Linked DNA regions of Mus musculus: region 2 is linked to region 1. A link is a loop called in an ENCODE intact Hi-C map of the cell type or tissue named here. Cell type or tissue: heart. All regions are shown on one strand. Each heading gives the region's core, and the rest is flanking DNA. Links, peaks and the distances in the headings are about the cores only.

Evidence for each region. Hi-C counts contacts between places; a loop is a spot of excess contacts. Peaks named below come from ENCODE experiments on the same cell type or tissue, not always from the same donor. Only the 100,000 strongest peaks of a DNase experiment are listed, where the experiment ranks them.
Region 2: it touches region 1 in a loop (20-fold over the local background); 1 of 42 quality-filtered maps calls a loop at or near these places.

The regions. Positions count from the first base shown.
Region 1 is chr9:59,650,566-59,665,783 of GRCm38, reverse strand. Pkm (pyruvate kinase, muscle) reads right to left here and starts at 9,208. Exons shown (of 11, transcript NM_011099.4): 1 at 9,135-9,208; 2 at 418-584. The coding sequence starts at 571. It overlaps Gm51708 (a long non-coding RNA gene), which reads left to right and starts at 9,878. Exons shown (of 4, transcript XR_003948336.1): 1 at 9,878-9,947. It overlaps LOC115487221 (a long non-coding RNA gene), which reads left to right and starts at 1,431. Exons shown (of 3, transcript NR_165179.1): 1 at 1,431-1,583; 2 at 1,867-1,987; 3 at 3,023-3,216. In heart, for the core only: CTCF peaks have their summits at 8,349, 9,562 and 9,768; DNase peaks (open chromatin) are centred at 8,403 and 9,423; H3K4me3 peaks cover 2,963 bases; H3K27ac peaks cover 2,953 bases.
Region 2 is chr9:58,576,122-58,591,339 of GRCm38, reverse strand. Nptn (neuroplastin) reads right to left here and starts at 9,100. Exons shown (of 9, transcript NM_001357751.1): 1 at 8,814-9,100. The coding sequence starts at 8,904. In heart, for the core only: CTCF peaks have their summits at 9,284, 9,488 and 10,571 (motif pointing left); DNase peaks (open chromatin) are centred at 8,019, 8,209 and 9,139; H3K4me3 peaks cover 2,527 bases; H3K27ac peaks cover 2,529 bases.

The sequences.
Region 1 (15,218 bases), core at 7,296-11,295:
ACAACTCTTCATCCTTTGCTTTTAATTACCTTCACAAATTAAGAGAAAGGTCTTTCCAAAGTACAGAAAAGACTATTGTACTAGTCACTTTCTTAATTATGTGGGAACACTAACATTCTCTACAAATTCTGCAGGGCCTCATTCAGCCAGAAAAGTGGAGGGCAACAGTTTTCTCTGCCTTCAAGATGTCTGTCTACCGAATGCTGTTGGTGACAGCACATGAAAAAGACCACCCCTGAACCTCACCAACTACAGAAAAAGCACACTAATTCTTCTTGATGGCCAATTCCCAAGACCTCTACTCCCCTAGAAATGTGGACCGTGCCTCACTCAGAACCTAGGCTAGCTCTGCAATGGTTACTATGCCTTTCAAATCAGGTAGAAGCCTCCATTTAGAGGAAGGAGGGCCACACTCACCAATGGTACAAATGATGCCAGTGTTGCGGGCCGTGATGGGGGCAGAGTCAATGTCCAGGCGGCACATGTGTTCCAGGAAGGTGTCAGCCATGGCTGCATGGAGCTGCTGGGTCTGAATGAAGGCAGTCCCTGCTTCACTGTGTGGCTTCGGCATGGTTCCTGAAGTCCTGGGTCCCGGAGATTTGAAGAGTGCAATTAGATTAGGCACTGCTTAATGAGGCACTTGGCATAGGAAGCTGTCTCCTGCTTACACATTAACCCAATAAGATTGCTTTGTGCACAAGCAGCATAAAAGCCTGGCACGTGCTGGTTATGTGGGTGCTACTCAAATTGGGCAAAGGGCTCTTGTGACTATTGGCAAACAGCAAAGACCTTGGTGAACAAGAGTAACTCCCTACCCACTGCACACACCCTGGGAGCCAGTTTAAGCAGGCTTCTCACATGGGCTGTCACCTTGTCTTAAGAGCTTTCTCATCAACCCTAGAAAGAACATCACTTTCCCCACACAAGGAAACCTCCAAAGTTACAGTAAGAAACACCCCCCAGCGCATGTTCTAACTAGTATGTCAGCACACAAACATCTTGGGAAGCCTATCATGATGTCCAATCTCCAGTATTGGCTTTGGTAGGCACTCAGCATGGTCTCACTCTCTCATTCACCCAAACCTAAAGTGGTCCTGCAAACAAGAGAAACCCTGTCCCAAAGCCTTTCTTTTACTCCCAAAGTCCCAGGTCTATCTAAATGTATTCTTTAGCTTTTATCAGACACAAGAGTAAGGTCCAAATTACAGGGAACAAAACAGTTCTTCTGGGCAGGAAGCAAAAGTCCATAATTCTTTAGCAAAAAATAAACAAAAGCAAAAACAAAAACACAGTACCACCTACAAGACATACAAAGCAAATTTTGCACAAGGGCATTGAAATGGCCCCAAAGTCATTATAACCTCACCAAGGAGTCTTCTGTAACCTAGGAGATGGAATCACAGCAGCTACTCTACACTGGCCTGAAATCCACTGTGCAACCTAGGCTGACCTTGAAGTTACCATCTTTAATCTTTCCAAGGGCTGACATTAGACCTAGCTTCCCCAGCCCGAGGTCTGGCTATTTGGAGCCTCTTTCTCTGTCTGATAGGTATAGCACCCAGTAGTCTGAACATCTGTTCCAGGTAATTAACCACCCAGGTCACAATTCCAACAGCTGTCCTGACCTTTGCTTTTACTTCATTACAACTAAGTGCTCACTGAGCTGGATAGTCAGCTGATTAGAGGACAGAACTCTCGGGAGAGCTCTGGGCTATAGCTCGCAGACTATCTGAGACTTGAATGAAGCTGACATTCTTTCTCATCTGAGTTTTCAGGCCACAAGGCTCCTCTCAAACTCCTGAACATAAAGTCTTCAGCCTGTGCTCCACAGTATCTCCATATCCTTGCTCTCCCCTGTCTCCTCAGCTGAGGACCCCCACTCTTCCCGGAACTCTGGCTTTTCTGGACGCCTGGAGAGTATGTACCTAAGTCTGTCTCTGCAACCTGAGACTTCAGCCACCCACTAGTGACCAAGTACCAGACACCTGTAAGTCTTCAAATGCAGATATGAAAAACTTTAAGACAAAGTTATCATATGTAGCACAGGCTGGTCTTGAACTGATGACAGTCTCATGTTCCAGCTCTTGGGTGCTGGGATTACAGGGGTGCAACCACTACATTCTTTGCAGAATTGAGAACCTTTAAAGGAAGGAAGAAACCAGTGGCCAACATTGTTCATTCCTAACTCTACAAGACACATCAGACACCAAGATGTCAACTTCTCCAGAGTCTTAGCTCCTTGCCTCCCAGCACCTTGTTTGTTAAATGAGCTCCGGGTCTCTGCCAAGATCAATTCTGCCTGGTTTTCCCTCTCCCCAAATGTGAGAAGTCCCTAGGCAGCCAGGTCCTTGGTCTACTCATGGCCGAAACAAACACAACTGGCAAACTCACGGCTCCCAGCCAGGCTTAGGATAAGTGGCCGCTAAGGGACAGTACAGATGGTACACCAAGCCAATGAGACACAAAGGCCTTGCTGTGTCCGAGATGGGACAAGTGAGCGGGACAGACACCAGGACAGTGTCTGAAAACTACTGAAAAAGCCAGCCACCAGGCCGTTCTTCCCATCTGAGACACGAGTGTGCCCTCGCAAATCCCTGCCTGAGTGAGGCCCAGTGATCAGGTCATACCTTTGGTTCTCTGGGTCTGGGCTTCTGATGGCATATTGCTGTTTTGTTGACTCAGTGTGGCTTGGTGGCCTCACTTGGAAAGATCGCTCAGAGTGGAGTATGCTTTGCCCTGAAGAGCTACAAGGATTAAGGTGAAAGCTGAATATGACTAAGCTCTTTGTGGTAACGACCTTAATAACAAGGCAAAAAGTTGCTGTTAACTACATTAAAACAGATATACAGTGGAGAAGATATAAATAAAAAAACCCAGTGGTAAAAGTGACCCTTTACTGGATCCCTTGAAGTACTTTATTCCCCCAATACACAAATTTCACTATTTAGTTTTAGGGGGTACCTGGTGGGCACCTTGCAGGGATCAGAGGACCACAACTGTGCTCTCCCCTCCTACCACTCAGGTTCTGGGGACAGAAGCACTGGAGCCATCAGAAGCAAGCTCCTGTGTGTGTTTCCAAGCTATCTCACTGACCCTCGCTGCTCCACCTTGGATGATAGCCTGTATCACGTTACTGCCCTACTCTTCTGAGACAGCATCTTACTACACTTCTGTCTGCCCAGCGTGTCCTTTATTAATAAAACTGTTAATTAAGTAGTCTTTGAAAATGACACATTTATCTCTATGCACCCTATAAAGCTCACTGTGACATCAGCCGTGTCCTTCAGAATTACCCTGCTAAAATATAGTGATAGATGTGTGTTCTCTATGCCCTCAAAAGTGCTCAGCAGGGCAGCTTCACTGACCCAGGAAGGGCAACTTAATCCACTGACTTTAAAAGTCACCTTCCCAAAAGTGTGTGGCTAATCCATGGAAAAATTTCATGACCACAACCTATCAGTTCCATGCAATTTTCTTCTCCTGTTTTGACCGGTCTCAGGCTTGACAGAACTTTGTTGTGCAACAAGGATGTTCCAACAGACAAGCACTGCTGCCCTCCAGGGCTCAGGATGCAATTTAGCAGGTAAAATTTCACACACAACCCATTTCTCTATCTAGAATTAAACCTAAAGTCTGCAGAGTAGACTTACCTTGCTACCATATACAAAGTGACAAATGAAAATACATGTGTTCCAATGGATGGACACAATTAAACAGACTTCTAACAAACCTTACAGGGGTTTCAAGTCCCCTACCAACCTCATCCTTAGAACCCAGCTATTTTCACTCCCAAGGCTCTGACCTGGAGCCCCTCCCTCCCTCCCACAGCTCTTCTGCCCATTGCATGGCCTCCAGAGCCCCACAACTCCAGCCAACCACCTATCTATAGTATAGTATAAATAGAACACCCTTTTAGAAGTCTTTTCTGGCCCAGGACAGCAGCTCCAGCCTTGTTCCTTAGGGTAAGGTGGGCCCCTGGGCAGGACTTGCCTTATTGGCCAAATACTTGTATAGATAGCAGTGACTGCCAGGACATGCGGCCCCACCCATGCCAGCCAACTCACTACAGCATCCTCCTCCTCAGGAGGCACCCACATGCACAGCCAACCTCCAGCCGGCAGCAGAAACCCGGTGTGTCCCACGACAGCAGTAGATACCATGCCCTGGGGCAGAAGCCTTACTCTTGAACCTGAGCCCCTGAAGCAGGATGTTCTTCAGAGCCATTGCCCCTCTGTGAGAAAGGAGACACCAGCCCAGGCCTCAGTTGGGCTGTAGGTTGGAGCATGCACAGGCCCAGCTTGGCTCTGATTACCTGGTTCTGCCCTTTCCTGTCTCAGGCAGTTCTCCTCGGCCCTTCACATTCATCTCCCTCGTGTCAGGAACAAAGGTCATTAAAAAAAAAAAATCCCCAAACCAAAAATGCCTGGTGCCACCCTGCTTCTTAGAGCCAACACTCTTGGAAGGTCATGCCTCACCCCACCAATGACATCGTCACGTAGGTCCAAATCATTGCTGCCCTAATAAAGCAGCCTGGCCTAGGAACAGGGCTTTGTAGCAACCTTTCTCTGATGTCACCCCAAGCCTACTTTCCCCAGTACCCAAGATCATCTCACTTCATCCATCAGAAAGGCTGCTGTCCAGCTATCAGTGACCCTAATGAGAAGCCAACACCAGGGTCAAAGCAGGTGACAGTTCTATCCCCAGAAAGTGGTAAGGCCTGGAGCACAGTACCCAGCATACAACAAAATTAAATGTGCGGTATCAAGGGTACAGATCACTTGAGCAGAGATTTTGGGGGTTGAGAGTCAGATTCCAGACAGGGTTTCTCTGTGTAGCCCTGGCTGTCCTGGAACTCAATAGACCAGGCTGGCCTCAAACTGAGAGATCTGCCTGCCTCACGGCCCAGCTTATTTGATTTTTAAGACAAGGTCTTACTTTCCTCAAAGCAAGGGATTTCCTGGCTTCTAGCTCAGCTGTGCAGAGCGGAGAACTAGCCAGAGCAGGAAGGAGGTGACTTTGCAGAAGTTTCTGTCCGGTTGGCACATGCGGTCTTCCTTAGCAAGGCCAGTGTTTCCGGGAATGCTGCCCATGCTCTGGACCCTGGCTCAGAAGCCCAGAGAACCAGGTGTAAGCAGAATGCACAATGGTCTCAGCAACAGGAGGCACCGGCTCAGCCCGGAGCCACAGTTGGGGGCAGGGTGATTAAAGTCGGAAGGAAGGCAGCACCAGCTGTCCAAGAGCACTGACCTACTTACTACTTCTGCCCGCAGGCTTGCACGACCGCCTTTTCCCCAAGGAGTGGGATCTAAAGACTCCATTTCTCCCACCCAGAACTTAGCATCAACACTGACTTTTTATCTTTATAGTTTCCAAAACTTAATTAAATAGCATTCTGACTTTATTCAGTTCATAGTCCATTTTGTTTTTTCCAACTCACAACTTCTCCAATCCCACTGTCCTTTGCTCAGTATGATTACAGACACGTGCTACTATGTGCATTTTATGTAGTAGTAGGGATGGACCATGGCTTTGTATCAGATCTACATTGCCAGCCCCTTCCCTACTTTGTTTTTTTGAGACAAGGACTCTACAAATCCTGACTGTCCTGTCTCTCTGAGATTAAAAATACATTCCACCACACCCAGCCCTTCTCTACATCAAATCAAACCTTTGACTCCTCCAAAGTGGGCATGGCAAAGGGTAAAGTCTTTTACACTGGAGACACCAGTACTTTAAGGCCAAAATATGGCCTAAAGGTTATTCACACATTTAGAAGGAATACAGCTTCCTTTGGAGGCAGGCCTCAGGAGATGCTCAGAGCTCCCTAGAGGCCACTTAAGGTACTGCAGCCCAGACCTCTCTCCTACGTGCAGACAGGCACAAACCACAGTAGGGGTGTGGCCTCACAGCACAGCTGGTGGTGCCCTGGGACCACCTCCAAACCTGAGTAGCTACACTAGGCCTTAAGATCCAGCAGTTTTGCAGGCCACGATGCACGTGGGGCTCACCTCTCCTGATTACTACATAGCCAAAGTAAGTCTGGCTCTTGGTTAAAAATTTCAAGACGCACGAAAGTTCCAGGGCAGGAAGAATGTTCTTCGTCATACAGTCATCTACTCCTATTATAGTCTCCATGAGTGCAGTTTACAGAGATGACTCGGTCCTTTACCAGAAGCAGTAAAAAAAAAAAAAAAAAAAAAAACTCACCAGTTAACTTGCCTGTGGGTATTTGAGATGATTGAGAAACTGAAAGACAAATGAGTCATTTTCCTCTACCTCAATCTCCAGCTTAGTTCTTGCCCAACTCGTGTCGACTTGCTGCAAAAAAGCTAAAGATGCTAAAAACCCAATGTGAGTTTAAGGCAAGAAACGCTTTTTCTACCTTTCTGTCCATAGCCGCTTCCTCATCCCTTCCACTCAATATTAAGCAATTAACAGCTTTAAGAAATAAAATAGCGTTTCCTGTGACCAACACGTTCATATAACACAGATGGCATACCCAGCCCCCATAAATCTGTTTGGAGTCAGCTATGAAATGTGCCAAGTCACTCACTGGCTGGACTAAACTCAAAGTCATTTGCCAGTTTGCCTCCAGAACACCGGGAATAAAGGGATCAAGGGCCATTATACCTGGTTGAGATACATTTCCACCAAAGCCCACTCCCAAAATAGGGTTTCTGTGTAGCTCTGGATGTCTTGGTACTTTGTAGAGTAGGCTGGCCTCAAACTCAGATCTGCATGCCTCTGCCTCCTGAGTGCTGGCAAACAGTTCTTAACAAATTTCCCTACAAATTAAATAATTTAAAATATAATGCTTAAAATGAAAATAGCTATGTACTAAATAAGTGATTAGTATTCATATAGTTTGGCTTAAGCAATAATTCAGAAATGCCTCGAGAGAAACTGCCAATCTGGATACTGGTTGTTCTATGAAAAGCTGCTGTGCCAATCATTCAAGAATGAAAATATGCCGTCTAGAAGCAGCCACTCCACATTTCCACTCTTATGGTCACCTTCATTTAGGTGATACCCGCCACCTCTGGAAACAGGGTATCACCCGCTCCATGTTCTCAAGCTCACAGGCCTTCCTCCCAAGTACTGGGATTAAAGCTGAACCACCACACTCAGTCTGAGTGAGACATGTTTAATTCAGGGAAAATGCACGCTATTTGACTCACTAAAAAAGAGGGAACCTTACAACACTTCAGAGAACAAGTGTGGTCCCCTCACTCACCCAAGGAAGAAAATTTTCTCAAAAGCCGCAAAGTTGAAAGGTTGAGTCATCTTGCCCAGACCCGGTGATGGTTTACACTACTTTCCCAAAGAACACCCTCACTGCCTTTCCTACAGCATAATCAGGCCATCAGAGGGCAAATTATTTGCTAACAATGCTTCCTTGAGTCTTGATCTGAGCCCCCCCACCCCACTGTTGGGGCAACAGTACCAAACTTCCTACAAGCCAGAAGGCATAAAAGGCTTACTTGAACAAAGAGGACCGGAAGGCTTCTATCTGGGTACCTGTTTCTTTGTTTCTACCCTCACAGCCAAAGACAAAGGCTGCACAGATTTCTCCCTTTAGATAGCTCTTTCTCAGGAGAGCTGCAATGTAACATTAATTACTTTGTAAACACTGACGGGATTCCAGAGAGAATTTGTTTCCATGGGCATACTGGGTATTCAGAGCCTACCTGCCTCCCCAAGCTTACCCCTAATGTGCATAAAAATAGTAAGGAGACAGAATCAAGTTGGTAGCCTTCAAGGTAACTACTTCATTCATTGACCAAAAGGATATAATGCATGCCCTTCTGGATATTTCACCCGAGGTTAGTCACTACATCGAGGATGGCCCGTACTTACAAGGAGACCAGTAATTTAGCAGCCTGGAGTGACACAGGACCAGAGGCCAAACCTAAGAATATTAATAGATCACACCGGATTCCAAAACCTAGCTGCCTCCATGCACGACTGGATTTTCACTATAAGGTTCACTTTTTCCAAACTACCAGTGTCCTGGATTTGGAAAAAGTGGTCGAGCTCTTATCTTACTATGACTGGGTATTTACTGGGTCTTTATAGCCTTCAGACTAGAAGATGCCCGGCTTTTTCAAAACCAGTATGCCGGCCACCTTGTGCATGCAGCCCCATCTTCCTCATAGCACTGACTTGACAAAATCTGCTTCCCTAATTAGACCGAGCTCTGTGGGCTATGTGTGTTCTGGTAGCGTCGGGCTCCAGTTTCTGTCGGGAACGGGTATGGGTTGATCGCCCACCCTCCCCCTCGCCAGCACGTGGGAGCAGCATGACCGATTAATCAGACGCATCGCAGTACGTGCCGCCCCTCCGCCGCAGGATGGAGCGCGAGAGCAATGAGGGCCCGTGCCCACCACCAAAAATCTGCGGGCACACAAAACAGGCAGCAATAGCGGCCAACCTTTCTTGCCAGGCCACCGGGAATACAAAAGTTACGTAACTTGTAGCTGCATTACCAAGGACCGCTAGTGACTGCATCCTACCTCCATGCACCGGACCACGAGGAGTCCGCGGACGTGACTAGAATGCGGGGGGAGGGGAAAAGCTGCGAGGGGGAGGGGCGAGGATATGGAGGTTGAAAGGATGCTGCGGCGCGGACGTGACCGGATCGGAGGGGGGAGGGGCGACGAAGAGCTGCGAACACTGGCGCGGGAAGAGAACGCTGACCTGAAAGGAGGATGAACGCGGAGGCTGAATGGGGGGTGGGGGTGGGGTGAGTAGGGGAATTATTTCAAGTAGAGATTAAGAGGAGGGCACCGAATTATGAGGGCACAGAGCTAAGAGGAAGGTCGTAAGTCGTAGTGGATGTAGGAGGACGAGCATCGGAGCAGGGCGAGAACAGGGTGGCGAGGATAGCAATAGTAAGATAAGAGGCTGGAACCAGATTGAGATGGAAGAGAGAGCAGAATGAGACCGTGGGAAAGGAGCTAGCCGGCCACCCTCAATTTGGAGGATTAAGACTTGGACTCAAGTGTGGCTCCTCCCCAACCCGGAGTGGGATGCTCGATGCCTGGCGCCTGAGTCCCGCGTGGGCAGGCAGGCCTGCGTTACACACCAGTGGGCATCGGCTCTGGGGACAGATGGCTTAGGTTCTCCCCGCTCACCTCGGGCGTACTTCGGTTCCTGCTGCGATACCTAGAGCGGACGTCAGTCAAGTGAAGACGAGTCGCTGCTGTGCGGGGCTGCGCCGACTGGGCCTCAAGGTTATCACAGCTGCGGGCCGCCGCAATCCCTCCGCAGCCCCGCCCCTCGCCCAATCCGGGCTGCGGCCGGCGGCGCCCCGCCTCTCAACGGGGCGCCCGCACCTCCTGAGAGAAGCTCAGGGTAGGCGGGACAAGCAGGTTGCCCTTTTGAGGAGGACTACCTTCCGTGGCGGAAGGACATCGTAGACCAAATTTGCTCAAGGGTTATCCTGTTGACCAATGGGGAAGTGGTGAGGGAGCAAGGCCCGCCCACCGGGCCAGCGCCGCCGCCGCCACCACCACCCCTAGGTTCCCGGGCGCCACCGCCACCTGTTGCTTTAGATCGGCTACAAAATGTTCCCTTTTTGGCCTTTTGCCCAGGTCTCCCCATCTGCCCTGGCCTACCAGGGCGGTGCCCAGATTTATAGGTCCACGGACATTCCTCCAGCCCCGCCCGGAGACTCTCCACCCTCCCGGCGCCCGCCCCAGTACACCCTCTGAGGCTGAGCGGAACGGGAAGCTGGGGTGATGGGAGCAAGAGAGTGGTGGAAGGTCTGGGCTGCCTCCTAGAGGGTTCCAGACTTAGAGGCTGGGTAGGAAGAACTTAAGTCTCTCTTTGGAACGTGAGCGCGACCTCCTAATAAGGAGGGCTAGATTGGACCCATGTTAATACTTTGAGTCTCGAATCCTGCACTTTTAAAATGCCTGGACCTGGACGCAGCAAACCAATCCAAGGTAATTAGTGCAGAACTGGACCTACGTGTAGCCATTATCTATGCAGGAGTCAACACTGGTTTTTGACTCAGGCGTGTATGTATTTAAATTTGTAGTATTGGAGGCATTAACAATTTTTTCCCTACAAAGTATTTTCTAATTTCCCAACTGTTAACACTAGTCTTCATTCCGCAGAGTTTTGAAAGCAGATACAATGTTGCCACATTCTAAATGGGAAGACTGTACCTTAGGTTTTGGATTTTTTTTGGTTTTGTTTTGTTCTTTTGTTTTTCTTGGTAAAAGATGGGTGTGACCATTTCAAGCAGACACTTCTTTGTAGTTGAATCACAGGCCTTCATCCCATTTTCGGTCAGTTTTGATTAGAGGGAAGGGTAACATAAATGCAATTTGTAGTGAAATAAAGTTTTTTAGTTTCTTCTATAAGTCCCCTTGGTCCCCTTAGTTTAGGGAAGTAAATGCTTGGTTATTATGGTGGAAAGAACATGAAGTTGGGGAGGGGGAGGTTATATCTGTGGAGGAAATCATTCCTTTCTGCAAGAGAAGGGGGTAGAAGAAATGACCTCTTTGTGCCTTGGACACACACACACAAAAGAACCATAGTGTTCAACAGGGTGACAGTTATCTATCTACTCATGTTGAGGTCCACTGTGCATACTGTGCGTCAAGCAGAGTAGCTCACACCTGTAATTCCAACGCTCAAGAGGCCAAAGTCAGTCTGAGCCACACAGATCTAGGCCCACGCAGGTCAGGGTTTCGGTTATAGATTCATATTCATTCTTTTTCTCCCTCCCTCTCTCTCCTCTCCTCTTTTACACACACACAGAGGAATGCACGCACACATGCATTAATGAACTCTACCATCACCACAAATCTAGATACAAAGCTTGGTGATCTTAAGTCTGTGACCTTGACACTTAGGGACTGAGGCAGAACTCCAGGCCAATCTGGATATGGACCCAGACTGACATGAATATCCATTAAACTGGAGAATTGGTGCTAGCCAAGAATTGCTCTTCATCTGCAGGCTTCAATGATCTGACAGTTACACAAATGGGGTCTATGGGAAGTGTTCTCATTAGATGACAGAATGTGTCACAGTAACTTCCTACTATCTTGCTTCTGCTGAGAAATCGGCATGGTATAGAGGAGTACATAGTTAGGTTGTATCTTATCTTTGTTCTAGTTTAATCACTAGCCCTATAGACTATACCTATAATTTAACATGTACAGTCCGTTAAAAGTAACTTGAGGACAATCCCTATTTCACAGGGTGGAGTTTGATCAGTTAATTATATGTGAATGAGTCCAACAGTGCCCAACTCAATGCTTCCCTCTCTCCTATGACTTCATATTATTCTAAAGGACATATATCCCCAGGTTTGCTGCTAAGTCAGGGGCAATCAGACACCACAGAAATATTAAAACTATTACCTCAGAAACACCTATGTTTCAAGAAATGAGTTTTATCCATGTGGAAGTACAGAATGATCACTGTGGCTACTGTTCATCATCAGACAAAATAATTATCTTTCCAATAAGGGACTTTAAAAATGATCAATGAAAAATTGTATATTAGACAACTTTCATATTCTGCAGCTGGGCGGTGTGACACACTACTCTAATCTCAGCATTTGGATGGAGGCAGAGGCAGGTAAATCTCTGAGTTTGAGGCCAGCCTGGTCTGCAGAATGAGTTTTAGGACAGCCAGAGATAGACAGAATCCTTGTCTCAAAAAAACCAAACAATAAAGAATATTCTGAGGGGGGAAAAAAAAGCGAAGACAGGAAAACAGTGGGTCAAGTGCACTCTTCCTAAGAGGTGCCACCTTTTCCTTAGATGTGTTCTTCACACTATGTCTGCCCTTACAGGCTGGCTGCCTGGTTCACTCATTCCAAGGACAACTAGAACTAAAAAGACTTCGGGTCCTCTTCTGTGCAAAGTTATTTCTGCAGAAAGTTTTAAGAGGGCAGCATCTCTGGCCCAATGGTGGTGACAGTGTGAGGTGTTCTGAAACTCAATTTGTGGAAAGTCCTTTGCTCCAGAAGCTAGTAGTTCATCTAAATGAACTGAAGCCTACCTTTTTCTCATCCCTGGGGCTGGAGGGCTCCAGTGGAATTGTGTCATCCACAGAACTTCCTCCTCACCACCTATAAGAAGCCAAGATATCACTAGGTCTATCCAGAATAATTCTGTGATCCGTGAGAGCCAGTAATGACTCAGCAGCAGACACTGCTGCTCCTTCCCAGATAGAATTAAAGGCAGAAGGAAGCTCCTCCCCCACTGATGGCCACATCCTTACCACAAACTGAGTCATGGCCACACCCAGCCTGTATGGAAAACTACCGAGGATAGGAAGGAAGGTGAAGTTCAAGGAGTTTTTAAATTTTGAGTCCAATATACTCTCTACTTAGCATTGAGGAAAACAGTTCCTTTTCCTGACCCGTGAGGCAAGATTGCTTACACTCAGATAAATGAAAGGTGGGCTGTCACTGGCCTCTGTGAAGAATGCTGTCCTGTAGCTCACACTTGTCTTTAAGGACCCCAGCCCTTTCACCTTCTAAGTAGCCAGGCCCCCAAGTCTTCCTCCATGGTTGTGAGCAGGTAAAAACACCAGACCCTACCAAGCAATTTTCTCTGCAGTAGAGGCATTCTTCTGTCAGATAAGGCTTTTTCTTCCTTATACTGCTGAGGAATGAACCCAGACCTTTTATGTATTAAGCAGAGGTGCTGCAGCCTAGCCACAGCCCCTGCTTTCAGAAGGCATTCTTGATTTTGGCTAGAATTTTTTAATCTCATGTTTTGAATTATCAGGCATTATGAACTTCTGAGATTAGTTTTCCAGTGGAGAACTATAAAATATGTATGATTTCATTGATATAAAAATGTTTATAAGTAGGAAATTTTTCTTAATTTCTAAAACTGCCAAAAATGCTATATAACATGTGAGGAGCCACACCTAAGGTGGAGTTAGAGCACCAGCTGATTTATAACAGTAGCAAACTTAGTTATGAAGTAGCAACAAGAATAACTTCATGGTTGGGGGCCACCACAATATGAGGAACTGTATTAAGAGGTTGCCGCATTAAGGAGGTTGAGAACCATTGCTCCAGATACATTTACGGTCTCTGAAGAAAATGTATCTTCTATCTTTGCTATCAGCAGTAAATGAGGCTATAATCACAGAACCAGAAAAGGAATTCTGGAATCAGGTTACTATGATTAGCTGTGGAACATAGCAAATTCCTTATCCTCTAAGACTATTTTCTCATCTGTAAAATGGGCCTATTTCTGAGGCTTTTATGAGAATTAGGAGTTAATATATATGTAGCATGCTTGCAACAACATATACTAACACAGTAGTATAAGATGTTATCAAAATATTAAGGTACTCTGCACACTACCTGGAAACTAATTTATAAGAACTAAAGTATGCTAGTAATCTCTGATACGGTATCATGGGTTACAAAGTCTTCTCAGGAGGATTTTCAGTTGCATGAGTCCACTGATAGTCATTTGGTGAACTATTATTTCTGTTAGGCCTGAGTCTTAGAAGAGTGTTAGAATATACTCGCTATTTCCTTTTTGAGATGGGATTCTTGGTCAGTTGTTCACATTGGTTTTGAAATCCTGGGCTTAACTGGTTCTCCTGCCTTAGCCCCCAGAAGATAAGCTGAGACTGTAGATGAACCCTACCATAGTCATTTATAATGTACTAGTCATAAGGACTTAGGAAGATAATGAAGTAGGTTCTTCAGGAAGGGTCTTTAAGAGTAGTATTGACTTGTTCAAAATGTCAGGAACCACAACACAAGTAAGATACCTAGGTAAGAAGGTGTTGTGACATACAATAAAGGTCACAGAAGACAATAACTAGTTTATTGAAAGCAATAGCTATAGTAGAATTTGAAATTGTTATCACTGGAAAGCTGGGCTTTTGCCAGGCATGGTGTTGTGCCCACCTTTAATCACAGCACTAGAGAGGCAGAGGCAGGCAGACCTCTGTGAGTTCAAAGACAGCCTGGTCTATAAAGTGAATTCCTGGACAGCCAGGGTTGCTGTACAGAGGAACCCTGTCTTGAAAAACTATCCTAAAAAAAAGAAAGAAAGAGAGAGAGAAAAGGAGGGGGGGAGGGAGAGGGAGAGGGAGGGAGAGAAAGAAGGGAGAGAAGGAGGGAGGGAGAGAAAAGAAAAGGGAAGAAAAGAGAAAAGAAAAGAAAGAAAAGGTAGGCAGGCTAGGATTTTAAAGGAACTTTGTGGTATTTTCTGTATTTATATCTGGTTTTCATTAATATTTGGAAATGTTCAACATACCTCAGCTGTGCTTAGAATTAAATAAGGGAACTAGGCATGGTAGCGACGCCTTTAATTCCAGGGCTTGAGAGACCAAGGCAGGTGGTTCTTTGTGAGTTCCAAGCCAGCTTGGTTTATACATAGTGAGTTGTAGGCCAGACGAGACTACATAGCAAGACCTTATCTTAAAAATTAAGTTTTTTGGGTACATGGAACAAGTAAGAAAGGCCAGAAGCTTCCTTAATAAGACAAACCAAACCTTCCATGGTTATCCAGTGTCAAGACAGAATAACCTACCTGTTCAGGGAATTCCAACTTCTTCCTGGTGAATTCTCACTCCAAATCCTGATGGCCCCTGGCCCCCTTGGGGCCTCAAGTACACTAAGCAAGCATTTTACAAAGGAACTATACCCACAGGCTATGAGCCTTTCTTAAAGGACTTCCCGCTAGAGAACTCAGCTTTCTCGCACCTGTCAATTTATCCCTTCACCTCACTTATCCCAACTAAAGGCCAGACAGGGGGAAAAGTAAGGGCCTAGCATCTGAGATACAGAGCAAGCATGGCTGACAGGGCTGGTTTTGTGTAGAAAGCAGCTGGCCCTGAGTAAGGTTAAAAAAAAAAAAAATTCTGGCTTCAAAGGCCCATTTAAATCTTGAGTAACCATCATCAGTTGTATTCTTAACCTGTCTGTTTCATCTACATAACTGATTAACTTCACCTCTTAATCTTTTCATTAAAAATACTAACATCGGGGCTGGAGAGATGGCTCAGCAGTTAAAGAGCACTGGTTGCTCTTCCAGAGGTCCTGAGTTCACTTCCCGGGCATCCCATGGTGGCTCACAACTATCTGTAATGGGATCTGATGCATTCTTCTGGTGTGTCTGAAGACAGCTACAGTGTACTCATAAACATAAAATAAATGATTCTTTAAAAAAATACTAACATATCTGTAGAATACAAAAGAATAACTAAACAAACAA
Region 2 (15,218 bases), core at 7,520-11,519, 1.1 Mb after region 1:
TTTAATGAGTCCTAGAAATGACATCAGCAAAGAGAAGTAGCAGAGGAAGATGGAAGGTTCACCTATCCTTCCAACACTCCCTTGGCGAACAAAGCTGGGCCCAAGGACAGAAGTTACTGGGAGGGAACTCCATTAAGGAGACCTTCCTAACAAAGTTGCTCAAAGATAAAAGGACTGCTTGTCAAGTAGTCACTGTAAGTGTTCAAGGTGGAAAGACAACCTTGGAGAGGGACTCCTGTGTTTGTTAAGAGTTTAGACTGAAATTGTAGAAAATTCCCTCAGGAAATTCAGAAGAGAATTCCTAAAAGGAAAGAGAAGCACACATATCCTTATTTTCAGAATCCCACTTGAGTTTCCTTTCTTTAAAGGTACAATAAAGGGGCTGGAGAGATGGCTCAGTGGTTAAGAGCACCGACTGCTCTTTCAAAGGTCCTGAGTTCAAATCCCAGCAACCACATGGTGGCTCACAACCATCCATAATGAGATCTGACTCTCTCTTTGTGAGTGTCTAAAGACAGCTACTAGATATAATAATTAATAAATCTTTAAAAAAAAAAGGTACAGTAGAAAATGTAGCCCACAGTTTTTAAAAATACATGTTTACCCTTCTATCACTATCTTCATTATTATTTCTTTTTATTATAAAGAAAAGATGGATATTATAATTTTGTAATGTTCTAGAAAAAATGTTTATAAAGATCTAGTAGTGAGTGCCCTAGAAACTTTATAAATTTGTAAGGAATATGCACATACCTAAATACGTTATTCATTAAAAATTCACATCTGTTTTTCATTATACGCTAAAATATATTAGGAATTTTGATGTACTGAAAGAATACAAGAAAATGGGGGCTGGTGAGATGGCTCAGCAGGTAAGAGCACCCGACTGCTCTTCTGAAGGTCCTGAGTTCAAATCCCAGCAACCACATGGTGGCTCACAACCATCCATAAGGATATCTGACTCCCTCTTCTGGAATGTCTGAAGACAGTTACAGTGTATGTACATATAATAAATAAATAAATCTTTAAAAAAAAAAGAATACAAGAAAATACAGTATTCAAGCAGTCACTATTTCTACTAAGAAGACTATTTTCAAACTATCATAGCCCAATAATGAACTGTTAAATCAACTGGGGTGGCCACTATAATTTTCTTACACTGCTTCATCAGATGTTAAACACACGGCATTAGCTGTGAACTTTATTACACTATTTATGTGAGTCCATGCATTGGGGGAAGGAGGCATGTGTGCCAGAGTGCACTTTATATGGAGGTCAAAGAACAGCTTGCAGGAGGTTGGTTCTGGGAATTGAACTCAGATTACCAGGCTAGGTAGCAAGCAACTTTACTTAATGAGCCATCTCACTGGCCTAATAAACTATTCTTCCATCTGAGTCACAGGCATACATGTGCGCATAAACACATTTTGAAGAAAGAGTCCTGCTATGCAACCTAAGCTAGTCTCAAACTCTATGACCTGAATTCAATCCTGGGAACCCACTTGGTGTAAGGAGAGAATCAATTTCTACAAGTTGTTTTCTTCCCCCCCACCCCCCACCAACCCCCCGCCTTGGTTTTTAAGAGACAGGGTTTCTCTGTATAGCCCTGGCTGTCCTGGAACTCACTCTGTAAACCAGGTTGGCCTCGAACTGAGAAATCCGCCTGTCTCTGCCTCCCAAGTGCTGGGATTAAAGGCTGCACCACCACTGCCTGGCCTACAAGTTGCTTTCTGACCTCAAAACAAACACTGAGGCGCATTGAGGGCCCATATATGCACTCAACATATACATGTATACATGTGTACATGTACACAAAATATTTTTTTGTTTTATGTGTTGTTTCTACGGGCTATTAACTTAGTAATATCCTCAGATATAATTCAGATATTTGGGTTGCTTTTTTTACCCACAACAAAAAGATTTGAAATGCATTTTAGATATATAGTTTAAAAAACTCATATACAGAAACAGATTTCCTCAAAGGATAGCATTTTAAAAGTAATTATAAAATTTATAATTTATAATTAAAAAGTGTTATTTCATTATCTCTTCATTAACCAAACAGTGTTCAACCAACGGGAATACAAATACCTACCAGGCAAAAATGTTTGTTTCTTGACTGTTTTTAATTCACACTGGCAATATCTGCACTGAGCTGCAATCTCCATAACAGTTACTGTTCTGTCTTCCTTAAAACAAGAACTGCAAGTACCATTTGAAGAATACTCAGAAAAAGTCAAATTTCAAAACAGTACATCATCCCTAAAGTAGGTTTCTAAAAACTTATAAAAACAGAAGCTTATACAGACCCATTGGAGGTAGAACCTACACTGGGTCTAATAACGAAGTCATTTTTAGAACTGGAAGACAGCTAAGATATGATCAAACCCACCCATCTAAAAATACGCCAGGGAAGGAAAAGAGAAGCAACATTAACCAACTCCTGCGCTGGGCCTAGTCAGCATTCTACCAGGAAAGGTCTTAAGATACTGACAAGTATTTTAAGCTTAATTATTTTTAGAATAAGAGGAAACACTTGAATGTGATTAAAACAGTTGGTGTGGGCTAGAGAGATGGCTCAGTGGTTAAGAGCACTGACTGCTCTTCTAGAGGTCCTGAGTTCAATTCTCAGCAACTACATGGTGGCTCACAACCATCTGTAATGGGATCCGATGCCCTCTTTTTTTGTTTGTTTGTTTTTTGTTTTTCAAGACAGGGTATCTCTGTGTAGCCCTGGCTGTTCTGGAACTCACTCTATAGACCAGGCTGGCCTCGAACTCAGAAATCCACCTGCCTCTGCCTCTCAAGTACTAGGATCAAAGGCGTGCGCCACCACTGCCCTGCTCTGATGTCCTCTTCTGATAGCTACAGTGTACTCATATACATAAAATAAATTAAAAAAAAAGATTAAAAAAAGTCTTCGAAGGCCTCACAACTGTGTTTTAAAATGTATTATCCTAGGTTAAAATTAAACTCTACATTATTAATGTCATTTGACCATTTATGTAAAATGTTTTTGTTCACAGTCATTATCAAAGTCAAGTTGTTCACAGGAAGTGCTCTTTTGCACCACTTTTGCAGTTTTGATGTGCCAATTTATTTAAAAGTCTCTACAATTTTTTAAAGATTTACTCTTATTATTTTTTATTATGTGTCTACATGTGTATGTGCACACAAGTACAAGTACCCATGGAAACCAAAGCTGGAGTCAAAAGCAGCTGGGAGCTACATTCATGCTCTGGAAGAACAGTATGCGTTCTTAACCACTGAAAGTCATTTCTCTTGCCCCATCCTACTATTCCTTCTAGCAGCTTCGGCTCCTCCAGATGTTTCTCAAATGAAGATCCATGCATTCCTTATTCAAACATCCAGCTTTTCTCCTTATCCTACTACAACCTTCTGGCTTTCCCTTCCTCTCAAAACCTCATTCTTTATATTTGATCCTGTCCGGATTGTGCTCTTGTTGTACACAACGAGTTAAGACAGGATGAGTTGCCGGCTGTGGTGTCGCACGCCTTTGATCCCAGGACTCAGAAGGCAGAGGCAGGCGGATTTCTGAGTTCCAGGCCAGCCTGGTCTACAAAGTGAGTTTCAGGACAGCCAGGGCTATACAGAGAAACCCTGTCTCAAAAAACAACAACAACGATGACAAAAAAAGGACAGGATGAGTTAAACAACAGAAATTATTTCACAAAATCCATTTTTCTAAAGCTTCTCTTTGTAATTTTATTAGCAAACTATCAAAATTTCACCGAATACCTTCTGTATGGTATTCAACAGTCACTCATTTGCTCATATACTTCATTTTAACAGATAACAGCACCCCTTCTCTTTCCAAAAGCATAAAAAAAAAATCTTTATACTTCCTAGCATTCAGGAGGGTAAAGTTTGAGGATCTAAGTTCAAGGAAAGGAGCTGCTCAGCAAAAACCTTCTCAAAAACATAAAATATAAAATAAAAATAAAACAAAGGAAAAAACAAACATTCTCATAGATCTGAATTCCAAAGAACATTTTATTTTGTTTTTTTGGGGTTTTTTTCGAGACAGGGTCTCTCTATGTAGCCCTGGCTGTCCTGGAACTCACTTCGGAGACCAGGCTGGCCTCTGCCTCCCAAGTGCCAGGATTAAAGGTGTGCGCCACCACGCCCGGCGAACATTTTAATTAAAAACATACAAACTCACAGAGCACCTTTGTAAGTCACAGGTGGTCATCTTTGCCACCAAATCACCAGGCCTGACAACCTGACTTCAATCCCCAAAATCTACATGGTAGAAGACAACACTTGCACAGGTGTACCAAGAAATGAACCCCTACTCACAGATGCACAGAAACACATACACACAGGTAAATAAGTGTAAGAAATTTTTAAATTAAGATCAAGAGTTAGAACACTTGCCTAACATCTGAGAAGCCCTAAATTTAATCTCAGCACTAAAAAGAACTATGTGTAATGAAATTAAAACAATAGTACAGTAGCATGTTACCTTCGAGGCATTGCTCTCAGCCTTCCTAATGCTGTGGCCCTTTAATACAGGCCCTCATGCTGTGCTGACCCCTAACCATAGCTTATTTTTGTTGCTACTTGATAACTGTAATTTTACTACTATTATGAATCACAACATAACTATCTGATATGCAGGATATCCAATATGTGACTCCCCTGGGGAAAGGGTTGTTTCGGTCGCAGCCCACAAACCGCTGCCTTAGAGCCTACAAGGAAATGTTTTACAGCAAAACCATATTGAAAAAGCAAAAAATTTCTTGTAAGTCTAATTTTTCAAGATTTCACAGGAAATCAGATCTACAATGAAATCAGATCTTAATTTGTGGCAAGTAAATTAACTGTGGAGCACATCATTTTCTGTTAAAACTTTGGCATACTCATAGGTTAAGCTCTGTGTTTACATACGCACGCACACGCACACGCACACACACACACACACTCAAACCTGTCTCTCAACATGGACTCAATAACTAGAAGACGAGCCAAGAAATAGGCTCTATTGTAGTTAGATGACCTTTCCTACTAGACCCCTGACAAATATGTGCAAAGAGATTAAAGACGTACAGTCTCCTTAGGAAAAACTTTATTTATTCAAAGGTAGGTTCTTTATTCTAGTCAAATAATATTTTAACTATGTTTAAATCTGTTGCTTGACATTTTGTCATACATGTGATGCCACGGCTATCACTCATAAGATTTTATCTTTCTGATACTTATTTCAGTTCTCTAAGTAGAAAGATAGTCTAAAGCAAACTGCCAAACAACTTAACAGCACTTGACAAAAAGACTCATAAACCACCTAGTGCAGATACTAGCACTGTTGTAAGCATAATGTTCACAGCTAAGAATCACCTAAGCAAAATGGTTTCTTCAAATTCAGCTGTTAACAATAAAACTCATTAGATTCTCTACTTGCCCCTACAGTATTAATTATCTAATGTAATAAGTCTCAGAAGAACATACTACATTTTCACATTCCATCCCACATTCATTCGTTCAGCTAACACCTGTAAACCTCATCTTCCAGGTACTACATTCTACTTCTCTTACAACAACGGTATTCTATAAAAAGGCTACACCTGACCCTTATGAAAATGTACTCATTTGCAGGCATGGTCAGGAGAAAAGAATACCATGAAATCTCCCAGACAATCAAACAGAATATAAACTTCCTCACCAGAATTTCAATTGCAGCAAAATGGTTGGCACAAATCTCTGTAAGGGACCTTCAAATGACCTATTATTAACTTGTATTCATGATGACAGAAGCTTTAATAAATGCTTAATACACATAAGAAGAAAAGCAATCATGCTACTTTTTAATAATAGTTATGGCTAACACTAAGACTTGCAATAGTATCAAAATGAAATCCAACTAGACTCATTACCTCATTTAATCCTTACATCATCCCTATGGGACTAACTGTAATCCCCATTTCACAGATCAAACTAAGGCCTGCCTTACTCAAGGTCACTTAGCTGTAGAGAATTAGAATTCAAACCCAATCCTTGGGAAGACAAAGCTCAATGGTCCCATGCTTGCCTAGTATGTACAAAGGTTGGAGCCCTAGTATCTACACACACACACTCTCTCTCTCACCTTTCTCTCCCTCCCACCACTCTCTATACACACACACACACACACACACACACACACACACAAAACAAAATACCAGTTCTATCTGTGTCCAAAGCCTGTGCTCTAGATCATGAGCTTGGTTTAATGTTCAATTTTAACCTAAAACCTTTGAATACCTTAAAATTTTTATGTTTTATATGAAACTGTGACCTTACAAGTCTGAATATTTATATGAAAAGTAAAATGTACTTGAATTCCTATGGTAATGGATCGTATTCCTTTTGGAATTAAAAAGAAATGCTGCTGGCCATCTATACCAAATTCTTCACTTAAGGAATAACAAAAACAGAAGCTTTTTCAAAAACTTCTACATGCCTAATCTAAACTGCCACATTTTCAATCCAGAAACAGTGACTCTACAACTGATTTTCCAAAGCATTATTTTTATTATCAGTATGTCTAATAGTTAAATACTATGTGGTATATAACATGGTATCTCATTTCACTGTTTAAAAAAGTAAAAACACTTGAGGACACAAAATGAGACTATTACAGGACTACAATCAACAGAAACCTTAAATATCACTGAGGCACGTTACAGAAAGCTTTAAAATGGCATCCTTAACCATATAAACTGGGAAGTAACCATTTCTTTCATGAATTCAATTTACATTCATTTAGCTCAACTATGGGTTCATAGTCACTTTACTAGCCCTGTCATGTGACTAAATCCAAGCTCATTTCAAGGGAAAGGCTGTACTATGCTGTATTTAGAACATATTATCACTAAGAGCAGATGAGTCTTTGTAGGCCTATCCAAAAACCTTGCCTTAGTTGCTAAGAAACTACAATTTACCATATTATAAATCATCAGAAATAACTTATGCCAGCAGAGATTAAGTATCTAAGATCAAGAATCTCTCATCTATAGTGCAAAATGAAACTGTTATTTCCACAAATAACTGAAATCAGAATTAAACTCACATTGTTATCACATCTATGATAAATAACACATATTTATATACATAGATACCAAGCATAGAGGGAGCAAATCAGGCTAACTTTACCCTTTCCCTTCTACAGCTTCATACTTGAAGGAAAAGGGGGTGGAAGTGTCCATATCCTTAGGATATTCAATGTAAGAAACAAATGTTTCCTTTCTGGCTCATGAAGTAATAAAGCCATGGGGCATAAAATTCCCTTGTAAAGGGAATATTTGATAAAGTGACTTTTTTTCCAATACTAAATGTGATACATTATTACTGTATCCGCTAGCATTTTAAGCTCAGTTTGTCTTCAAAATACTCAACTCCACTGGCTCTGACTGATTTTTGTTTTAATGAAAGCCACTTCAAATTGTTTTAGCATAACAACGAAGAAATTCAGAGATTAAAACTAATGACTAATGTATGGCTCCCTATCCCTAACCAACTTCTCATTAATTTTTTTCATGTTTAAAATAGAAATCTTTAAACCTCCTAATAGTTGTTTCCACAATAGCTGAATTAGGTTCATTATCCCTTTAGGTTTGTATCTGAATGTGCGGTTCAACAACGGACTGTGACAATTCCAACAGAATCTGTCATGTTTAGCTCCCCAAGCCTATTATCTTTCACCATCTTCTCTAAAGAGCTTCAGTTCGCAACCCAATTCTCACTTCCACTGTACCTTAAACCCAACCCAGAGACCACATTCATATTCCTCAGAAATAACATCTTTGCAATCTTGAAACTTTCAGTTCTAAAAGCCCACTTCCTCCATCTCCCCTGCCACCATCTCTCATTGCCCTCAATCCCACCACTGCAGATGTGGCTGTGTCCCAGCCCTCCCCAAAGGCCGAACTAGCATCATAAAGCATTTGCCACAACTCGTCCCCTCCCTAATGTATCCGCCGCGCTACAAAGCAACATTACACCCCCGACTTCCTGCATTTTACTCTCTTCCCTTATTTTTCCGTCTTCCCCCACTCCCACCACTATACCCAGGCACCCTTTACTTCCCTGATATTTCTTCTACCTCGGTTTTAAAGCTTTCCCCGCATCCTCTGCTCATTTTCCTCTCCTTATTTAGAAACTCCCTTTTGCTTTCCCAACCGCTACCCTAGAATGCCCAGCACTCCACCCTCCTTGGCAAAACCCAATCCTCTTCCCCCAGCTCGTTTGGAGACACTGCTGCTTCTCTTCTCCAGGTCCCCCTACTGCAGTCAACCCACTCCATCTTTCCACCCACCTTCCCTCTACCCCCAAATCCAAGGTTTCCCGAATCGCTCACTAACCCCTCTCCTTGAGAGACTCAAGCAGTCTGCTGCCTCTAGGTATTCTACGGGATCCTTTTGACCCCAGCTTCCCCCCTCCTCCCATTTTGCAGAATGTCACCCGGGTTCCAGGGCCCCAGTAGAATCCCGGGTGTCAGCGCCCGCGGAGCCCGGTTCTCTCGCCGACACCACCCCTCCGCCAGCTCGAACTCGAACGCCTGTCTCCCGCCGCTTTCTCCAGAGCCGCCCCCGCTACTCCAGCTCCCGGTGCGCGATGAGCCCTACGCCGCGGACCTGTCTACAGAGCCCCGGGCTCGCACCAAAGCGACGCCTCCACCTCTCCGCGAAGCACCTCCTCGCCTCAGCCGGGTCGCCCGCTGCCGGCTCCGGCATCCCCCTCAGGCCTGGGCCCGGCCCCTCTGGTTGCCAGAGCCGGGCGCCCCCGCCCGACCCGCCCCCGGCCCCTCGGCTTACCGTTCTGAGCAGCGCCTGGCCCTGGAAGGAGCGAGCCAGAGACCAGCAAGAGCGAGAGGGCCAGGGCGCCGGGGAGCGACGAGCCCGACATCCTCCCTAGCCGGAGAGCGCGCAGCGAATGGGCCGGGGCCGGGGCCGGGGAAAGGGAGGGGAGGGAGGGAGGGGGCGGGCGAGCGCGCGCGCGAGGGAGTGAACGAGGGAGGCAGCCGCGGCCGAGCTCCGTCCTTCCCTGTCCTCCTCCTACCGCCGCAGCGTCCAAGCCTCGCGAGACCTCCGCTGGCGGCCGTGGGCGGGCCAGGAGCACCGGCGGCAAGGCTCGCGAGAAGAGGCCCTCTTCCCCCCCCTCCCCAAGTCCCCGCCCCTGCAGAGGCTGATTGGCCAAGCACAAGGGCGGTCACGTGCGAAGGGCGCTTTTGGCCACGTGACGGGGCGAGGCGGGGACTCCACCCGCTCCTTCTCCCACGGGGGAAGACGGCGGAGTACAGTTCTCACTTCTATGGGATCCTAGCGCTCAGAAATTAGAGGAAGCATTGAGAAAACAATGCTCCCCCCACCCATCCTGCCTTTCATGCGTTACTGCTCGAAGCTTCAGAAATGGATACCCTAGACCCTGCTTTTGAGCTTCCTATTAGTACCCCTTATCAAAACCCTGCTTTTCCTTCTGGACTTTGACCAGAGACCCCTAGAGGTATCTGGCCACAACCTCTCTGCCTCGTGGATTTTTTTTTCCCTTCCAGGCAGTGTTAACGATCGCTGTGCTTCCTTGCACGGACATCTGTTCCCTCAGCCTTCAAGTGTCCTCCTTTTCCTCCCTACCTGTGCCCTCCCCACCCCTCTTTGGCCTTATTTTAGCTTCACAAGCTCTGAGGGCCTGAAGAGCTAGCCTGTGCAGGGCTACAGATCCAATTCTACAAGGAAGTCACAGTGTGTCCAGTAATAGGCAGAACCTTTGGTAGAGGAAACCCGTAAGAAAATAGTTTCCACTCAGTTCACTGTTCAGCCTGGTGTATCAGAGATGACCCACAGGAAAGGGGCAATCAAAAAGGAGTTTAGCCATGTTGCATAGAAAGTTGAGAAATGCCTTCTTTTGCGGTGAGAGAGTACTGGGGAGATGTCATAGTCCTTAAAAATGCTTGATACACAAACGTGAAGACCTGAGTTTCCCCAGCATAAAACAGAAAAGGATGGCCACCAGAGCCAACGCTGTAATCTGAGTCTGGAGAAGAGAAGAGCTCTCTGGTTTGCTAACTAGTCTGCCTAGCCGATCGATGAGGTCTAGGCTCAGTGAGGGACCCTACCTCAAAAACTGAGTATTCTCCAAAAAAAAAAAAAAAAGAAAGAAAGAAAGAAAGAAAAAGAATAGTTAAGGGAGATACCCGAAGGCAACTTCTGGCCTCCCAGTGCGGGCACACAGGCTCTCGAACACAAACACAGATTTGGGGGAGTTGGCTTGTTTGTTTTCCCTGAACCACCCTCAGCACTTGTGGTTAGCAAAGGAGTGTTTTCTGTGGCTTAGCTCATCTATGAGTCACAACAGACATCCTCGGGTGTCTCTGTGGCTTACAAGTGAGAAAGGGTAAACTGGCCTGCTGACCTGACTATATTCAAAGGGTTAGAGAATCTGGAGTAAAGAGGAGGCAGAGGGGGGCTGGTGAGATGGCTTCAGTGGGTAAGAGCACCCGACTGCTCTTCCGAAGGTCTGGAGTTCAAATCCCAGCAACCACATGGTGGCTCACAACCATCCATAACGAGATCTGGCGCCCTCTTCTGGAGTGTTTGAAGACAGCTACAGTGTACTTACATATAATAAATAAATAAATCTTAAAAAAAAAAAAAAAAAAAAAAAAAAGGAGGAGGCAGAGGCAGTTGGATTTCTGAGTTCGAGGCCAACCTGGTCTACAAAGTGAGTTCCAGGACAGCCAGGGCTAAACAGAGAAACCCTGTCTCAAAAAACCGAAAAAAAAAAAAAAAGAAAGAAAGAAAGGAAGGAAGAAAGAAAGAAACCATCACAAACTCTCCAGAACTCTCCAGCTTTCCCAGGAACTAGACAACTATCTGCTATCTGCTATAGACTGTGCTTTGCAGCAAGGGCTGGGGCTCTATCTCTGGGGTATGTTCACAGAAGAAAAGCTGTGTCCTAACAAACCTACGTATTTACACTCGCAACGAGAAATCCTTATAAAAGTATCATTCACAGATGGGGAAACTGAGGCTAAGAGATGGCAGGTTTTGCTCAGGATCTCCAAGCATAACTGTGGATGGCAGACAGTCGGGTTCTCTTGCTTCTAGGCTTATTTTAGAAGCACATCTCCTTGCCCTCTTTAAGTTGAGAGTGGCCTGTGGCTGTCTCAGCCAATGAAATTTGAGAAGTGGCACGCATCATTTTCCAAGTGAAGCATTCATTCATTTCCAGGGTTTCAGACTCTTTGGTCTTGGTAATAGTGAGTAATGGCTATGATAGTGAAAATACATGTCAACAGGAAAGGGATGACCACTTGGATCCTCGAGTTAGCACAATAAGCTGAACCCTCTTGTCACCCACACAGAACTGATAATATTGCTATTGAGACTCAAGGATGTCTGCTCTTTTCTACTTTTAGAAATTTTTATTTTATGTGTATGAATGTGTTCCTTGCATGTATGTTTGTGTTCTGTGTGTGTTGTAATGCCTGTAAAGTCTACAAGGGGATGTTGGAACCCCTGGAACTGGAGTTATCAATGGTTGTGAGCATCTATGTGGGTGCTGAGACTGAACTTGGGTCCACTGCAAGAGCAGTAAATGTTCTCAATAACTGAGCTGCCTCTTCAGCCCTCCGGGGTTGTTCTTATAGCACAATCTGAACTAGTCTGGATAAGAAATTATAAAATCCAAATCCACCCCCGCCCGCATCGCTAGTATCTATGCATCTTCGCCCCAGTGACCTAATAATTTCTCTTGACAAATTATCTGTCAAATAGGGACAATGATCATTGCAGCTTTGAAAGACTGTAAGAAGAAAAAGTGCATAAGTTTATGTGCAATATTTTGAACAATTTCTGTTGTGTTACACGCACTTCAATGTTGATCATGACACTACTACAGCTCAGACTCCAGCCTACATTTTCTCTCCCTAATGTTACAATATCATGATTGCAAAAGCTGACTCAGGAGCAATCTTTTACCTATGGGTGGTACCATTCAAAGCACTAAATTATAAAGAACCCTTTTTACCTAGGGAAAACATCAGCAGGTCCCCACATGACATAAGAGTACTATTAGTTTCTTCCTGCTGTTAAGACACACAACTAAAATCTCCTATTGATGTGGGAACCTCTTTAAAGGAATTTAGAAATCGAGGGTTGGGGGTTATTGTTGTTTTACGGCTTACCAGACATAGTAGCTTATATGTACACCAATACTTAGGAGGCTGAGGCAGGAGAGTCACTACAAGTTCCAGGTCAGGCTAGGATATATAGATCCAGACCATCAGCCTATGCTACAGAGAACAAAGTCCTGTCTTAAAACCAAACTGATTATTATTTACATACACTAAGAAAACTCCGAATGCAGATGTGTCCAAGGATTGTTAAGCTCCTTGTGATGCACCAGAAGAGCCCTAGGGGTCCTCAGAGCTCAGGCTGAAACACTTTCCTGGCCTCCAGCGAATCCCTTGGAGGTCTTCTTTCCAGTGTTGGTAGCACCCCCTGGTGGTAAGGCCTGTAATTCCCAAATGGAAAGTCCTCCCTTGGTTTGGTTTGATGTATTCAATTGGCCCTTGGAAGATTGGTCAAAACGACAGAGTTGTAGGATTCCTAGAGATGCTCTTGAACTTCCTAATGGTTTCCTGTCTTCATCCTACAAAGATCTCTGCACCTTTAAGCTCCTTCAGTAATATATATTGCCCCACTCATCTTGACTGCCGTCATTTGAATCTGAGCAAAGCAATATCCTTGGGCAAACTCCACACTCAGGGTCGGCTAAGGTTAGAATAATGTTTGTTCCCTGGACAGTAGCATGGGATGCTTCTCGTTTTTTAGAGAGAACTTTGGGTACCGTATCCACTTTGATGACTGACTAATATAGGGATGAGGATGAAGCAGACCAGCCTAACAGCCGGTTTATGCTCTCTATGACTGGAGTTGGATCTTAGGGGCTAATCCTTGCCCAGATTTGGAAATAATTGAATAAAAGTCATGAATATGCCTATAGAAATTATAGCATCCCTCTTATAAAGTTTATATTGGATAACCTCCAGTAGTCGGCTAGCCAGACTAGCTTGGGAACAAATTGCTCCTAAATGCTGCGTGTACGCACAGACACAGGGAACAGCAGTGAGTGAACACGCTGTTTCCCAGTACTACTGGGAAATGTAGGATGGGGGGGGGGGCAAGACTAGACATTCACATGCCCTCTCTAAGTGGCAGGTCTCAAACTTGCTTAATTCCTTCCCACAATGGCTCACCCGAAACCTCACTCTTGAGCCCTCAAGGGAGAGGCGCGAGTAAAGAGAAGCTGAGAAAGTTACAATAATGAAATGGTTCTCTGTGGCTACACATTAGAACCAACTGGGAAGCATGAATAAAACGCAGCACTAAAAGAGAGATGCTCACCACCCAGCCTCTGGAGGTTTCAATTCCATCGTCTGGGGTGGGGCCCAGTTTATGTAGATACATAGCAATCTCTAATGTGCTGTTGAGTAAATGCTCTGCATTTCCAGCTTTGATGAACCTTAGAACAACCAGAGAACTATGAAACAATTCCAATCCTGGGGCAGGGGCAATAGCTGAGCGGGTAAGAGTGCTTGCTGCACAAACATAAGGATCTGAGTTCAAATCCCCCACATCCACATAAAATGCCAGATGTTGTATGCATGTGTGCCTGTAACCTTGTGGGTGACAGAGACAGGAGGATCTCTAGGACTTTCTTGCTGCCATCCTTGCTCTAGTTTCAATTCAAGGCTCTGACTCAGGAGACTAAGACTGAGAGTGATCGAATAGGACATCAATATCCTCCCCTAGCTTTTGCACATGCACACTACATGCAAATATACCATGTATACACATAAATGAATAAATAAATAATAAAATATTATCTATGTCTTTTTTAAAAGTTTCCATCTCTAGACCTTATCAATTAAATCAGAATCTTGGAGGGAAGTGTAATGTTAAATCTCTCCAGTTGTGGCTGGAGAAATGGCTCGGTAGTTAAGAGCTTTGGCTGCTCTTGCAGAAGATTTGGATTCTGTTCCCAGCACCCACATGGTGCCTCAAAGCCATCTGTGTTTCAAGTTCTTTTTTGTTTTTGTTTTTGTTTTTGTTTTTCGAGACAGGGTTTCTCTGTGTAGCCCTGGCTGTCCTGGAACTCACTCTGTAGACCAGGCTGGCCTCGAACTCAGAAATCCGCCTGCCTCTGCCTCCCGAGTGTTGGGATTAAAGGCGTGCGCCACCACTGCCCAGTATAAATAGCTGTTTTTTAAAGACTCTAATTGATTCCAATTCATAGTCAAAATTGAAAATAGATGTTCATATGGATTTGTGTTATCTTTCAAATATTTTATGCAGTGCTAAAATATTTATGTCAGGGCTTGACACATGCTAGGAAAATGTCCTATCAATGAGCAGTAGCTCCAGCCCCAGCCCCAGTCCCAGACCCTGTTGCTTGAAACTTCTATAGAATTACATGGAGAACAGTTCAAAGATGGATTGTTGGGCCTTGCTTCCTGAGCCTGGGAATAGGACCTGAGCATGCACAACAAGTTTCTCAGGGTCGTTGATACTGCTGGGATTGCAGATTTAAGCCATCATGCCTGATGTGTGCCACTGAGAACCAAATCTCAGGCATTGAGTGGGATCACAATACTTTTTAGCAAGAGTAAGTTGGTGCACATGTTTTTCTTTAGATACCTTTTCTGTTATGGATGTGTAGTAACAATTTTGTCATTTTAGTTTCTATTTAAAATCACAGAAATGGTCTGGTGAGATGGCTCAGTGGGTAAGAGCACCCGACTGCTCTTCTGAAGGTCAGGAGTTCAAATCCCAGCAACCACATGGTGGCTCACAACCATCCGTAATGAGATCTGACTCCCTCTTCCGGAGTGTCTGAGGACGGCTACAGTGTACTTATAATAAATAAATAAATAAATAAATAAATAAATAAATAAACTTTAAAAAAACCACTTGGAAAAAAATTAAAGCCACAGAAATATTATAAGAATATGTTTTAATTTTAATTCCAGGTGTGGGATATAGGGCTGTTTCAGATTGTCCACAGCAGCTATGATTTGCCTCATGCTCTAACAGAGGTGTGATTTTTGCCAGCAGTAGATAGTTTCTGAGATTGTGTGATGTTTGGAATTCTGGGAACTTTTCAGAGGGTATATAAATGCTAGGGCCCTGAGAGAAAGTATGGGTTGTTGGTTGCATTTG